Regions from separate parts of the Homo sapiens genome. Here region 2 is linked to region 1. Evidence: chromatin loops called from intact Hi-C (ENCODE). Cell type or tissue: GM12878. All regions are shown on one strand. Links, peaks and the distances in the headings refer to the core of each region. The heading gives the core; the rest is flanking DNA.

Region 1 (6,726 bases), core at 731-5,730:
CATATTTAAGTTGCAGATGTTTATTGGAGAAAATTGCCTGGCAAAACGTTAACTCTCAAATCTTTTTAATGAAGAAATATGTGATATATACAGTGGAAGATTGTCGTAGAGATAGTTTATGTTGTTATATATGTAAATAATGTTTTATTCATTTTGAAATAAGATACGTGGATTTTGCTGCTAAGCCTTCTGTAAAATATTTTAATTTCCTTTCTGGAATATGTCTGAAGGTAGGATATTAAAAGGAGTATCAGGTAATGTAACTGACAGGGGTAAACCAATTGAGTAAGGTTTGGCCAAAGCATCAAACCTTGTGTGGTAACTTAATGATGTTAGTCATCCGTAAAGGAGTGACATTAGAATTGCTTGAATTAGTTTTTACCATTTATAATTTCATGCTTTGTTGCATTTTAAAAAATCTGTCTTTTTCTTTTTCTGCTTTCTTCTATGTGGTTTTCTTCTTGTTCTACCTTTTTTTTTTTTGAGAGAGAGATGTACTCTACTAATGACCACATGCTGATTAATTCTCTTTAGATGGAATAGAAGGTACATATCCTTCTGTCATCAGCACCATTTCCCCTTGCTGTCATTGGAAACCACCAGTAGAGGATGCTAACAAAAATGATTATTGGTGTGGTAGCATCATAAGTCTCTCTATCGACTGTGCTGATTGGGACCTTCAGTATAATTCTGAGTCTTATTGTTACTTAAAACTAGCCTTGGTTAAATTAGGCATAAGCATTTTCTAGTTTGCCGAAACTAGAAAGAAGCAGGACTGTTTTAACTTGAATAATTTTATAAATTTGAGTTATTTAAGTCTCTAATTGAGATTGCTGTTAATTCATTCTTGTTTTAGAGCAGTTGTATTACTCCTTATTTTAAAAAGATTTTGTTTTATGTTCTTAGGTTTGGAGAAGAATATGTAATAATTGACCCATATTTATGTTGCATATTTAGAATACTTTTTAATCACCCCTTTTTAAAATTCATAGTAAGATCCCTTAAAATATATATTTTAGATGTTAAAATACATCTAAAATGGTCAAAGTTTAAGAGTAGCAAGGAAAATTACAATTGATTGATAATACTGTGTAATTATTTTTATATAACTTATGTAGACTTAGACTATGGATGGGTTGGCAGAGAGCTACTAACGGAGGTGGTAACTAGCAGTCACTTAGATGTTAGTGATTTTTAGATTTTATCTTTTCCTTCCCCTTCAGGTCTTTTCCTACTGGTAGCCCTCCCCCACCTTTTTAGTTAAGAATCAGTGAGTGCATACGTTTTAAATTTGTCAGTTGTAATTAAGGAATATAAGTTTGCTTTGAGATCTTATATGCAGTAAAACTCTGTAGTTCGTACGTTGCTGTATGCTTGTATTTAAATAATTCCTTTCAAGAAACTATATAAATTGCATATAAATAATTGCATGAGACTGTATTTAGTTATGTCTTTTCATTTTGTGTTCTTATAGGTATATTAATATAACTGTAAATTTTAAGCCTCTCATTAGGTAGAACATTAGAAGTATTTATTTCCTTAATTATTTTTAGTGGTGTTTTTATAAATGCATCAATATCAGTACCGTAATGGAATAGCCATACTGTTTATCTTGAACTAAGTAGGTATTGAATTGCCAGGTAAGCCTGTGTTAATTTCTTATTTTAGGATGTCATGGTTCTTCGTGTGTGTGTGTGTGTGTGTGTGTGTGTGTGTAAATAGTTTTTCATTTCCTGACAGGTATTTCTTGAATTTAGTATTCTAATTCCTGAGGGCTCAGTAGTGAATAGGTGTGATTCACTTAAATGTTTATGAACTCAGAAACTTTGCCACAAAGTCACGAGATACATTGTAGCATGGAGCAAAACTTAAAGTATCTTATAAATTGAAAATATTAATCGTTTATGAAGATGACCCTGATATAAAAAGCATGTGAAATATTTGTTTAATACTGTTTTCTTCCTTTCTCTAGTCTCTAGTATGTTTGAAATGGCATACCTCCTATGTAGTAGCTTTTGAAGCATGTGCTGAGAAACTTCTGTTAAATTGAGAATGATATTTTTAAAATAAGAGCATAATGATTTCTCATAGTTGTGTTTTTCTTTTGCTTTATCCTCTTGTGGATTTACCTGTATAAATCACTTTTAAGCATGTGGTTAGAGCCAGATGTAAACACAGATGCAGTATCATGTGGAATTATATTGTTAGCTACTCTTAACTACCTGTATTGAATTGCAGCAGAGGAGGAGAAAAATCATGCAGATGTTGGAAGAAGATATGCATTAGTGTGCAAGAGTACAGCGAGAGGTTAGAAAACTTGAAGCTGTAGAAATAGGATTGAAAAAGGTTTCTTTGCAGTACAGTCACTAATTTATGTGGAAATGCATGCTCTTTATTTCTAATTGAGATATAAGCTAAAATAAAAGTCCATTGTTGAAAGAAAACTCAAAAAATTTTAAACTAGAAAAAGTGTCCTGATTAGGAAATATGATAAAATGATTTTTTAAACTACTTTTTAAAGGGTAGATGTTGTACATATTACTGGCTAAATAATCATTCAACTAGATATGAACTAAAAGTAGTAAGCAAGTAGAAATATATGTAGTAGAGAAAGTTTTGTAGCAACCCTAGTTAAAATTAAATTTGATCTATTATGTAGGCATTGCCATATAAACTAATCATTCTTTTGCATGGGGCAGTGTTTTGAGTATTATGTCACTAAAGGAAACATCTTTAGGACATTAGTTTTACTAAATAAAAATTTCAATATGTTATGAGCATGTCTGGATTTTAGCCTTGATGGAGGTGGGTTACGCTGTTAACTTAAAACTGGGTTGCTTAAAAAGATGGCAATATAATACAGTACTTAAGTAGCAAAATGCTCTCTAATAAGTAAAATTTGCTTTATGATTGTTTTCAGAGAAAACAACTTAATTTTTAGAACTTCATTAATTTTGTTAAAGCATATTTTTGGATTATATAATATGGATGTAGATAAATGGAAAGATTATGAAAGGAAAAGCAAAAAATTGAATTCAAGTGTCTATTTGTATTATAGCTGTGAAACTTTAAGCTTTTTTCATTCTCTACAAAGTTACTTTTCTCTTTCTTCAAACAGCTCCCTGTTGTTTAATACACGTTCCCTCTATACATAGGGATTGCATTTATCTGTCCATATGCACATTTCTCCTCCTAATCAACATTATGTATTTATTGAGACTTGGTACATGGAGGTTGAGGTATGAACTATGTTTGTAGAAAACCTTACAGTATGGCAACCTGGGAAAACCTTCATCTCTTTTGCAGTAACAACTACATCTGTGCTGAAATTATTCATAACAGATGTTTTGTGATCTCTTAATTCCCTCCCTCTCCCTTCCCCTCCCCCATTCAGATTTAAAATTAAATGTGAATGGAAGATAAATTTATAAATTATGTTAATTTCTTTTTATTGTTTTATTCTATATTGAAAGTCCTCTGTTTTCTCTTTTTAAAATATTCTAATTTTAAATGTTTAAGATATTTTAAGTACTCTGATTTCAATTATCTTTTAATAAAATATGACACCATTATTTATATATCTGTTACTATTCATGCTCACGGCCTAAAATATATTCTGATTTCCCTTACTCTTAAGGTCTTTGTATTCATTTAATCCACAATTCTAGCAGAGTGTTTGGTTTTGGGTTTTTTTTTTTTTTTTTAAGTAGATAGTGCTGAGTGTAACTAGTTTGCTGATGAAAAAAACTCATTTTCTTGGAATCATATATTTTTAATATGGAAGATTCATCTTTTCCAAAATAACTTTTTATCTGAAAACTGACACAGATAAGCTGAAATTTAGGGTCTTTAAGTAGAAACTCTAGAAGAGACTTTAATGTGTGTTTTAAGAAGGGGTAATGCCAGGCAGATACAGTGACATATGGAATAACATGTAGTGAAATCCTTCAAGGAGTAGATTTTCTGAACCTGGGCTCAGGGTAACCTTGCTCTGCCTTGAATACTTGAAAAGGCTGTCAAAATCACTGTATCTCTTTAACGTTTTCTCCTTTCTACCCTAAAGTTAAGTTGCTATTTGCTCCTATTGCTACATCACTTTTCTGAATCTCTTTTGATACACTTGGCTTTTGCTTTATTTGGGAGGGAGAAAGTAAAGGAAGGAGGAATTGGAGTAGACAAAAAATAACTTTATATGAATAAATATTCATTAAGAAAATGAAGTGGAATAATTTTGGACTGGAGAGATTTGGGAGAATCATCCAAAGCCATTTTGCAGTAAAGCAGACAGTCAAAGAGATAAGATGACTTTGCCAAGTTTATGTTACTAGTTAGCTTGGACTAGGTCACAGCTTTTTGGGTTCCTAGTTCGGTATTCTTTTCATTAGGTCATTTGAGCATATTTATCTAAGACGGTAACAAGCAAGAACTAGATACCATGAATTTTCAAATTTATTATACTTAAAACCAAAATGTGTAGAATGCTTCATCATCTCAAAGGCAAGTTCTAATACATATGCATACATCTGTCAAATTTAGTAGTTGATGTAGTTATATCACTTAAAATATTTCAGATGCAGAGCATTAGTATTATTTAGAGGCATCCTCTCATTTGGATTATACTTTTGGTCACTATTCCCAATTTCAGCTCCCATTCACTCTATCCTTCCTACCTTGGACCCAATCTAATATGTTTTTTATATGCTGTTGGTTTTGTAGCTAGCCTTGTAAAATTTTGTACCTCTTTTGTGTGTTTTGTATTTACATAAGTGCTATAAGTGCTACTTTGCTCTATCATTTACTTTCTTTTTCTTTTCTTTTCTTTTTTTTTTTTTTTTTTTTTTGAGACAGTTTGACAGTTTGACTCTTGTCACCCAGGCTGGAGTGTAAAGGCGCGATATCAGCTCACTGCAACCTCTGTCTCCCAGGTTCAAGTGATTCTCCCGCTTCAGCCTCCCAAGTAGCTGGGATTACAGGCACACACCGCCATGCCTGGCTGATTTTTGTATTTTTAGTAAAGATGGGGTTTTGCCATGTTAGCCAGGCTGGTCTCAAACTCCTGACCTCAGCTGATCCACCTGCCTCAGCCTCCCAAAGTGCTGGGATTACAGGTGTGAGCCACTGCACCTGACATATAATTTACTTTCTTTACTTAGCATTGTTTGATAGCTAGATATGTTGCTATATGTACAGCTAGTTCATTGCTTTTAACCTTGCAGTAGTTCATTTATGTAGTAAGCACAAATTACCTATCAATTCCCCTAATGGCAGATTCCCAGATTGACTCCAATTCTTAGATACCAATAATTCTGTAATAAACATCCTCCTACGTGTTGCTAATGGCTGTGGAAGAGTTTCTCAGCACTACCATATCTAGGGACATGGTATTGTCCAGACATAGTATTGCTGAGTATAGGTCAATCACATATTTAATAATTACTAAATTCTGTCAGATTATTTTAAAAACAGCAACACCATTTTTTACGCTCACCAACAATGTAAAAGAACTATTTTCTCACGTTTTTGCCAGCCTTCGGTATTGTACAACATTCTACATTTTGCTAATTTTTCAGTTGCTAAATATAATCTGATAGTTGCTTTAATTTATGTTTCTCTGTTTATTAGGGAGGTTGATCATTTCTTCATATCCTTGCTAGCTGTTTGGGTTTCCCTTTCCATATCTGGCCTATTCATACCCTTTACCCCTCTTTTTGGATAGATTTCCATTTCTCTTGTGTATTTAAGATGATAATCCCCAACGTTTCAGTCATTTGACTTTGGTACAGGAATCCTTAATTTTAATGTCAAAATTTTGACTTTATGGGTAGTAAGAAGTCCTTCCTAATCTATAGATTATAAAGATATTTTCCTGGATTTTCTTCTATTAGTTTCTTAGTTGTATTTTTTGTATTTATATGTCTAATGCATCAGGAGTTCACCTTTTGAATACACCCTTTCTTAAGAGGAACAAGTATAGCAGTTAAGAGTTTGGGTTGATCCTGTAACTTACTACCTATCACCCTGGCCGGGTTACTTAGTCTTTTTATGCTTGAGTTTCTCTGCATGTAAATTGGACATGACAGTCTAAGAATTGGGAAAGTTTAAATGAAGCATATGACGCATTGTGCCTAATACATGTTTTAAGTTTTCAACACATGTTCATTTAAAATTTTACTTATTTATTTTAAATATATCTTGGATCAGCTGACAATTTTTTATCCTTTTGACCAGTATTAACTCCAGCTAATGTAACTACCATCTGAAAGGGGGTTGCTGTAAAATTTGTACATTGTTTGTGTAACTTTGACATTTAACATTGCTTAGTTCAGACCTTGGACAAAGCTGTTAAATGATCAATAGACACTGAAGCTTCATCTTAATGCTACTTTTGGTATGTCTTTCAGCTTTAGGAAGGATTCCTTGGATCTTTTTAAGGGCCATTATATGAGAGAGACCTTACCATATCACTTTTATGTATAACATTGACATGAACTTCAAGGATAATGTCCCATTGTTATTCTGTTACATAAATCAAAGAACTCAAGTCCAAGGAATAAAAGCTGTGCATTCTATATTTGAATAGTCTAAGCAACATGGAGTCTGCACCTTCTCATATATCCATTTGGCTGGGAATGTATTTAAGAAGATGGCTGTCTTACTGTGTTCCTATGGTATAGATCAGGACTATTCTAAGCCAAAAGTTAAAACCATACCCTGGTGTGTGTGTGT
Region 2 (6,726 bases), core at 756-5,755, 57 kb after region 1:
TGTCTGTCTCTCTCTCTGTGTGTGTATATATATATACATATATATACACATATATTCTTTCTACACACACACAGTAACAGTATGTGCAAGTCAAATTTAATTTTAAAATAAATCTTTTAAAGCGTGGGTCAATCTGTGCCAGTCACACACAGGGCAGTCTGCCGTATCTTTTGCATCCTTGTTTTGTACTGCTCGTGAATGTTCGTTATATAGTAGAGTAGGTAATTCCATATTTACTTGTACTAGAATATATCTGGCTTAATAGATGATGTTCCAAAGGCTTGAATTAAAAAAAAAAAACCTTAGTGTAAAAAATTTCAGGCATACACTTAAGAGAGACTAGTGTAATAAACCCCATGGCCTAGATTTAACAATCAGCAAAATTTTGCCACATTTGCTTCATCTACTCTCTTCTTTTTCCTCAACTATTTTTAAAGTAGATCCCAGACTTCAAGTCTTTTCACTCCTGCATTCTTTCATATGCATTTCTTTAAAAGAAGGAATTTTTCTTATATAACCACAATACCTTTATTACATCCAACAAAATTAACAATAACTACTAACCACCTCATATTCTCTCTGTATTCAGTTTCTCTGCTTTTAACTGAAAAATGTCCTTTTTACGTTTAGATTGTTCTTTCAGAATCCAACCAAGATCTGTATAGCATTTGGTTGTTTGGACTGCTGTATAATTAAAAGGTCTTTTCTTTCCCACCACTTGTTTACCTCACTCACCCCCAAACCCCCTTCTTCCTCCTTCCCTCCCCTTTTCCCTTTAATGTGTTAATGAAAAAACTGGGTAAACTATCCTGTAGAATATCCTCCATTCTGGATTTCTCTGTTGCCTTCTAACTTGTTCCTGTAGCCTCTGAATTTCCTGCGAACTAAAAGTTGGCTTGAAAGACTTAATTAGTTTCAGGTTCAGCTTTGGTTTTGGTGTTGAGGATGGAAGGCATGCAGGAATACTTTGCACATGGAACTGTTTCTTCATACTGCATCACATCAAGGAGCATATAATGTCTGCTTGTCATACTCTTATCAATGCTAAAATTGGGCAGTGGTGCCAACCCAATCTCTCTATTGAGAGTTTTCTACCAATCTTTCCTCCCGTGGGAAAAGTTGCTGACTGTTCTCCAAATCAATTCTGTCATTAGGGTTTGCAAGAGAATGAATTTTTAAATCTGCCACCCCTTACACATTTATTAGTGGAAATTCTTCTGTAAGAAGAAGTTTCCTTCATAAATTACACCTTTTTGATTTATCTGAAACAATGTATACTGGAAAGAAGCCTGGTGTCTTAAATATCATCTGTTAATACCTAGTGTAACATTCCAAAGGTAACTTGAGATACTGCAAGGACCACATAGCACCTTGAGTACCTATTTTACATGTGACTCTGAGGACTTTCACAGAATAAAGATATTTCTTATTTTAATGAACGTTGTCAGTATCAGGATAATTTTATGTAGTCAACATATATACAGTGTTGGTCCTATAGGAGTTGGAGACCTTTTGCCAGTTTTATTTGGTCAAATACATTATTTTGTGATGAAATAACTGTGAGTGATGAGTTGAGCCTCAAAGAACATGATACTTCATTAAATCAACAAGCTGAACAGTATCATCTAACCAAAGCTGTAGAATAAATGGTGATAAACTTAAATTCAGGAATGAAACAATCACCATTTTTGTTACAAATTTGTCCACCCGTCATCACTAACCCCATTTTTATTTAATACTGGTAATGAACAAAACCTGAAGAAGAAATAAAACTAAAATATTTCATTTGTAGATGACATGATTAATTATCTAGAAAAATCTACAGCAATCAGCTCTAAAATGATTTATTAAATAATAAAAATTTAATAAAGTACCAGATATACTGTATCTTTATACCATGTGAAAATCATTCTGGGAAAATATCCCATTCAGAATTGCAACAAACGATGTAATATCTAGCAATACATTTGAGAGAGATGTTAGATCTTTGGAAAATAAATTAACATCCAGTGTATTTGAAACAATTTTAAGATTCAAATAAAAGCAGAGAAACTGTTTCTAAATCAAGAATATTGGCAAATTATTTGACTAAAAGTAAGATTTTTGGGTTTAACCTCTAACTTCCAAAATTTCTAGTGATTTATTTTATAGTGATTCTGTAATGAGAAGTCTCGTCCTACTAAATATCAAAAGGTTTTAAAGCAAGAATGTCTAAAACAGTGATGATGATGTAAGAATAGGTGTGTTACCCAGATACCAGAAGAGACTTCTCTGTCTGTTGGAGATTTAAGTATACATTTTCTGGCCAGGCCCAGTGGCTCACGCTTGTAATCCCAGCACTTTGGGAGGCCAAGGAGGTCAGATCACTTGAGATCAGGAGTTCAAGACCAGCCTGGCCAACATGGTAAAACCCCATCTCTACTAAAAATAGAGAAATTAGCTGGGTGTGGTGGTGCACGCCTGTAGTCTCAGCTACTCGGGAGGCTAAGGCAGAAGAGTCACTTGACCCCAGGTGGCAGGGGTTGCAGTGAGATGAGATTGTGCCACTGCACTCCAGACTGGGCGACAGTGAGACTGTCTCAAAAAAAAAAAAAAAAAAAAAAAAAAAACAAAGTAAATTTCCCTTGAAGCCCGACTTCATGGCCGGTGAGAGTCAAGAGACATGGCCTGGATCCCGTGACTTACACAAATCCCTGTGGCTGACTCAGACCTTAGTTTCTCTGCCTCTGCTTGCATGCCACCTTGGTTTCTGCCAGTGTCAATACATATGTGAAACCAGCCCCTTTACTAGTTTCAAACATTTAACATTTTGTGAGTTAAGAAATCCTGAATAGGTGATAGACCAGCAAATGATTTTCTTAATTTTTGAGTGGAACATGCTATCTATGTTCATTCTTTTCTTCTACTCATACTTTACTGAATTAATACAGTTGTTTTCTTAAGAGGAATACTGAACAAATAAGCTTGTTTTCATTTTGTAAAACATAGATTACTGGAGCACTATGAGGAATACAAAATTTGTCCCATCTGTTATCATATACAGTAACTAAATGTATGACAAAATAATCTTTCCTAAGAGAGGGGCACTTAAAGGATATTTGTTCAGTGGTGTTGGATAGTACTATTCAGTGATATGTCTTAAAACTAATTAGACAAAAATCATCCGTATATTACACAACCATAGGAATAAAAAAGAAAAGGTAACAGAGAGAATACCTTTACATCTCATATTTGAAGAATTAGTAGAACTCACCCAGAAGATACTTGAATATTAAAAATTTTTGTTGGACCAAAATATTATGATTAAAAGGATAATAGAAAATTGTGGAAACTACATTAAAAATTATAAGGAAAGTGATAATAGGTATAAGTTATATATTGTTGTAAATATGCAAGTTTAGATATCAAGATTATAATACATAAGTGAGAAATGAATATGACAGATTAAGAATATGAAAGTAAAGACACATGAATAATAAAGAAATATGAGGTTTTTTTCATTGTATTAAAGGACATAAATTTTTAAAAAGAGAAATCTAATATTTGCAAGTAAGCAGTGCTAACAGACCCTTTTGGGAAATAATGCAGTAATACATGCTGAGAGTCACAATAATGTTTAGAAATTTCATAATAACATATTAGGAAACACTATGCTAATTATTTTACATATATATATATATAAAATGCCCAGCTTAAAAACTAATTATAGAACAGCAACATAAAATATTACATTTAAATGATTATTTTTGGAGACTATAGAACAACACTGTTCAGGAGAGCTTTGTGGTGATAGAAATATTCTGTGATTGCACTATCCAATATGTAGCCATTTGGCACATGTGGCTGCTGAGCCCTTAAAATGTGGCTAGGGCAACTGAGAAACTGAATTTTTAATTTAATGTTAATTATTTAAATTTAAATAGATAAATGGGGCTAGTGGCCACAATTTTAGATAGTGTAGTTCCAGAAATAAAGAGAAATGTTTGGTATAAGTGAAAATAAAATAGTAAATTTATATGCCATGATTACAAGTATGTACATAACTAAATGTACGTATGGAAAGTGATAGTCATAATTAAAATATTTGTGTTAGGATTGAAGGAAATAGGTAATTTTTTTAAAATGCTAAATTTTTAAAAGGTTACATGACAATAATGTAACACTTCAGCATTGTACTGGTACTGTTCAGTATGGTAGCCACCAGCCTGATGTGCAATTTAAACTTACATCTGTTTAAGTAAAATTAAAAATTCAGTACCTTAATCACACTAGCCACATTCCAAATGAGCAGTAGTCATATATGGCTAATGTTTGCCTTTTCGAACAATGAAGCTATAGAACATTTTTGCCATTGCCAAAAGTTCTATTGTACAGTGTTGTAGAAAGAACTGGTAAAAGGAATATACTGGAATCAGTCACTGATAGTTTATTTGTCAGTAGTTTCTAAGGGCACATGAGAATTAAAACTGGAAATTGGATTCAGTAAAAAGTATAAAGGAAGAGTAACATAAGATCCTACTCCTGTAACTTAGATTAGTGCTTTTTTTTTTTTTTTTTTTTTTTTTTGAGATAGAGTCTCACTCTGTCGCCCAGACTGGAGTGCAGTAGTGTGATTTCAGCTCACTGCAGCCTCACCACCTCCTGTATTCAAGTGATTGTCCTGCCTCAGCTACCCAAGTAGCTGGAATTACAGGCATGTTCCACCACTCCTGACTAATTTTTGTACTTTTAGTAGAGACGGGGTTTCTCCATGTTTCCCAGGCTGGTCTGGAGTTCCTGAGCTCAAATAATTCACTTGCCTTGGCCTCCCGAAGTGCTAGGATTACAGGCTTGAGCCACTGCGCATGACCTACACCAGTGCTCCTTGAAGAATGGGCTATGAACTGGTGCTGGTTTGTTAATCAATCCATGACTAAATGCTTACTCTCAATTTCTATATTGGTTTAGAAACTCTTACAGCCATGTGATATTTGTGTCATTCAGGCACATCACCTGTCTCCCCGGTTGAAGTTCAGGCCAGTAGTTTTAACGCAGTTGCCTGGAGAGTTTTATGCAAAGTGAGCTGAGTATAGTCATGACGGTAGTCCATGAACCTGGGTCCCCAAAAGGGAGAAAACAGTCTTTCACTACAGATTGCGTGAGAAACATTGGCCAGCATTAAAGAAGGAAAGTAGATTGCTCAGGGAAGTTTTGTAGGGAACTTAAAATGAGATGTTAGTATGGCTTAGTAATCTGTATTTGCAGGTGAAATGAAAAATTCAGCCCTAAATCTCTGAATATGGTAAACTTAGACTTCATCTTCTGCAGGTGGAAATGAGGCAAGGGATCCATTATCCACAGCATGAGTAAGTTTCTAGTCAGTTCCTCTGTCTAGGGAGTTTGTTTTCCCTTTTCGCCCTTGTTGGCCTGGGAGACTCAACCAGCTTAGTAGTCTTTTCCTTTCAGTAAGATTTCCAACTTTGGGTTGGTCTTTACCCCTTTTTAGCTCTTTTTGTCGTATTATCTGCACTTAGTACTTTGTAACTGTTTTCACCCCTTCCCCCCAAAGTTAGTTCAAAGGCTTACAGCATGTTGAAAATAGGAAAATTGTTTTTAAATTAAGTGAGTTTTTGTGTACACTTATTTCTTTAGTCTAAAGTTTTGTTTTAAATCTCTTTTTCACATTTAAACCTGATTCCCTGAGACAAGATATAAAATTGAATTATTTGTGAAATGTGGAAAGGTTTTTATTGCCTGTAATCAAAGCATAATCTGTCCATTAAAGCATTATTTTAGTGATGAAGGGTGGACATACATCCCAAGTTTACTACCTGTTTTCTTACTGTGGTTTTGACCATACAGCAAATGGTATTTTATACTCTGAAATGAAATGCACCATACACATTGTCCAGTATGTTTTGAGTTTTAATTCTACATTTTCAGATTTTGGGGTCAAATGAAATCAAGTACTTTATAAATAGTTGTTTCTTCTGATTCTACTGGCCTTACATGTTAGATTTTTTTAAAGTATACACATTCAGTCCTTTATCAGTACCATTAATCAAATGTTGATTTCAGCATTTCTTCATTTTGTTTTCTTTTTTCTTTTCTTTTTTTCTTTTTCTTTTCTTTTTTTTTTTGAGACGGAGTCTAGCTCTGTCACCCAGGCTGGAGTGCAGTGGCACAGTCTCAGCTCACTGCAACCTCCACCTCCCAGGTTCAAGCAGTTCTCCTGCCTTAGCCCCCCCAAGTAACTGGGATTACAGGCGCTTGCCACCACATCCAACTAATTTTTGTATTTTTAGTAGAGATGGGGTTTCACCATGTTGGCCAAGCTGGTCTCGAACTCCTGACCTCGTAATCCGCCAGCCTCAGCCTCTCAAAGTGCTGGAATTACAGGCATGAGCCACCACACCTGGCCAGCGTTTCTTCTTTTTCTCTCTAATTTATCAAATTTGGAAACAGTTGGAAAACATTTAAAGGAAATAAGTCTCTGTGTTTTTAATAATAGTTTAAAAGTTAAAGGAAAACAAATGAATAATATTCTGTTTATTATAGTCAGACAAAATGTACATACGAAAATACATAAGGAAATATAGAATGGCATCTTCTGATTTTAATTTAATATTATGGTAATGATTTACTTAGGCAGAATTATAGCTATAGACAACCATTTTATCACTTTATTTATATCGATCTACTCTCTATGGATGAAAACAGTTAATACTAAAGCATTAAGAAGGTATA

Evidence for each region. A loop is a pair of places that touch in the nucleus more often than their neighbours do. Peaks named below come from ENCODE experiments on the same cell type or tissue, not always from the same donor. Only the 100,000 strongest peaks of a DNase experiment are listed, where the experiment ranks them.
Region 2: a loop joins it to region 1, with 8 times the contacts of the local background. A loop is called at or near these places in 11 of 110 quality-filtered maps.

Annotation. Positions count from the first base shown.
Region 1 is chr10:31,322,281-31,329,006 of GRCh38, forward strand. All of the region lies in intron 1 of ZEB1 (zinc finger E-box binding homeobox 1), which reads left to right. Among named protein-coding and RNA genes, the nearest start is that of ZEB1, 6.4 kb to the left of the region's middle. In GM12878, for the core only: no CTCF peak of the experiment used is centred there; no DNase peak of the experiment used is centred there; H3K4me3 peaks cover 70 bases.
Region 2 is chr10:31,379,426-31,386,151 of GRCh38, forward strand. The region is part of intron 1 of ZEB1 (zinc finger E-box binding homeobox 1); the gene reads left to right. Among named protein-coding and RNA genes, the nearest start is that of ZEB1, 64 kb to the left of the region's middle. RefSeq lists an enhancer at 4,639-4,788. In GM12878, for the core only: no CTCF peak of the experiment used is centred there; DNase peaks (open chromatin) are centred at 2,746 and 5,016; H3K4me3 peaks cover 1,366 bases; H3K27ac peaks cover 3,676 bases.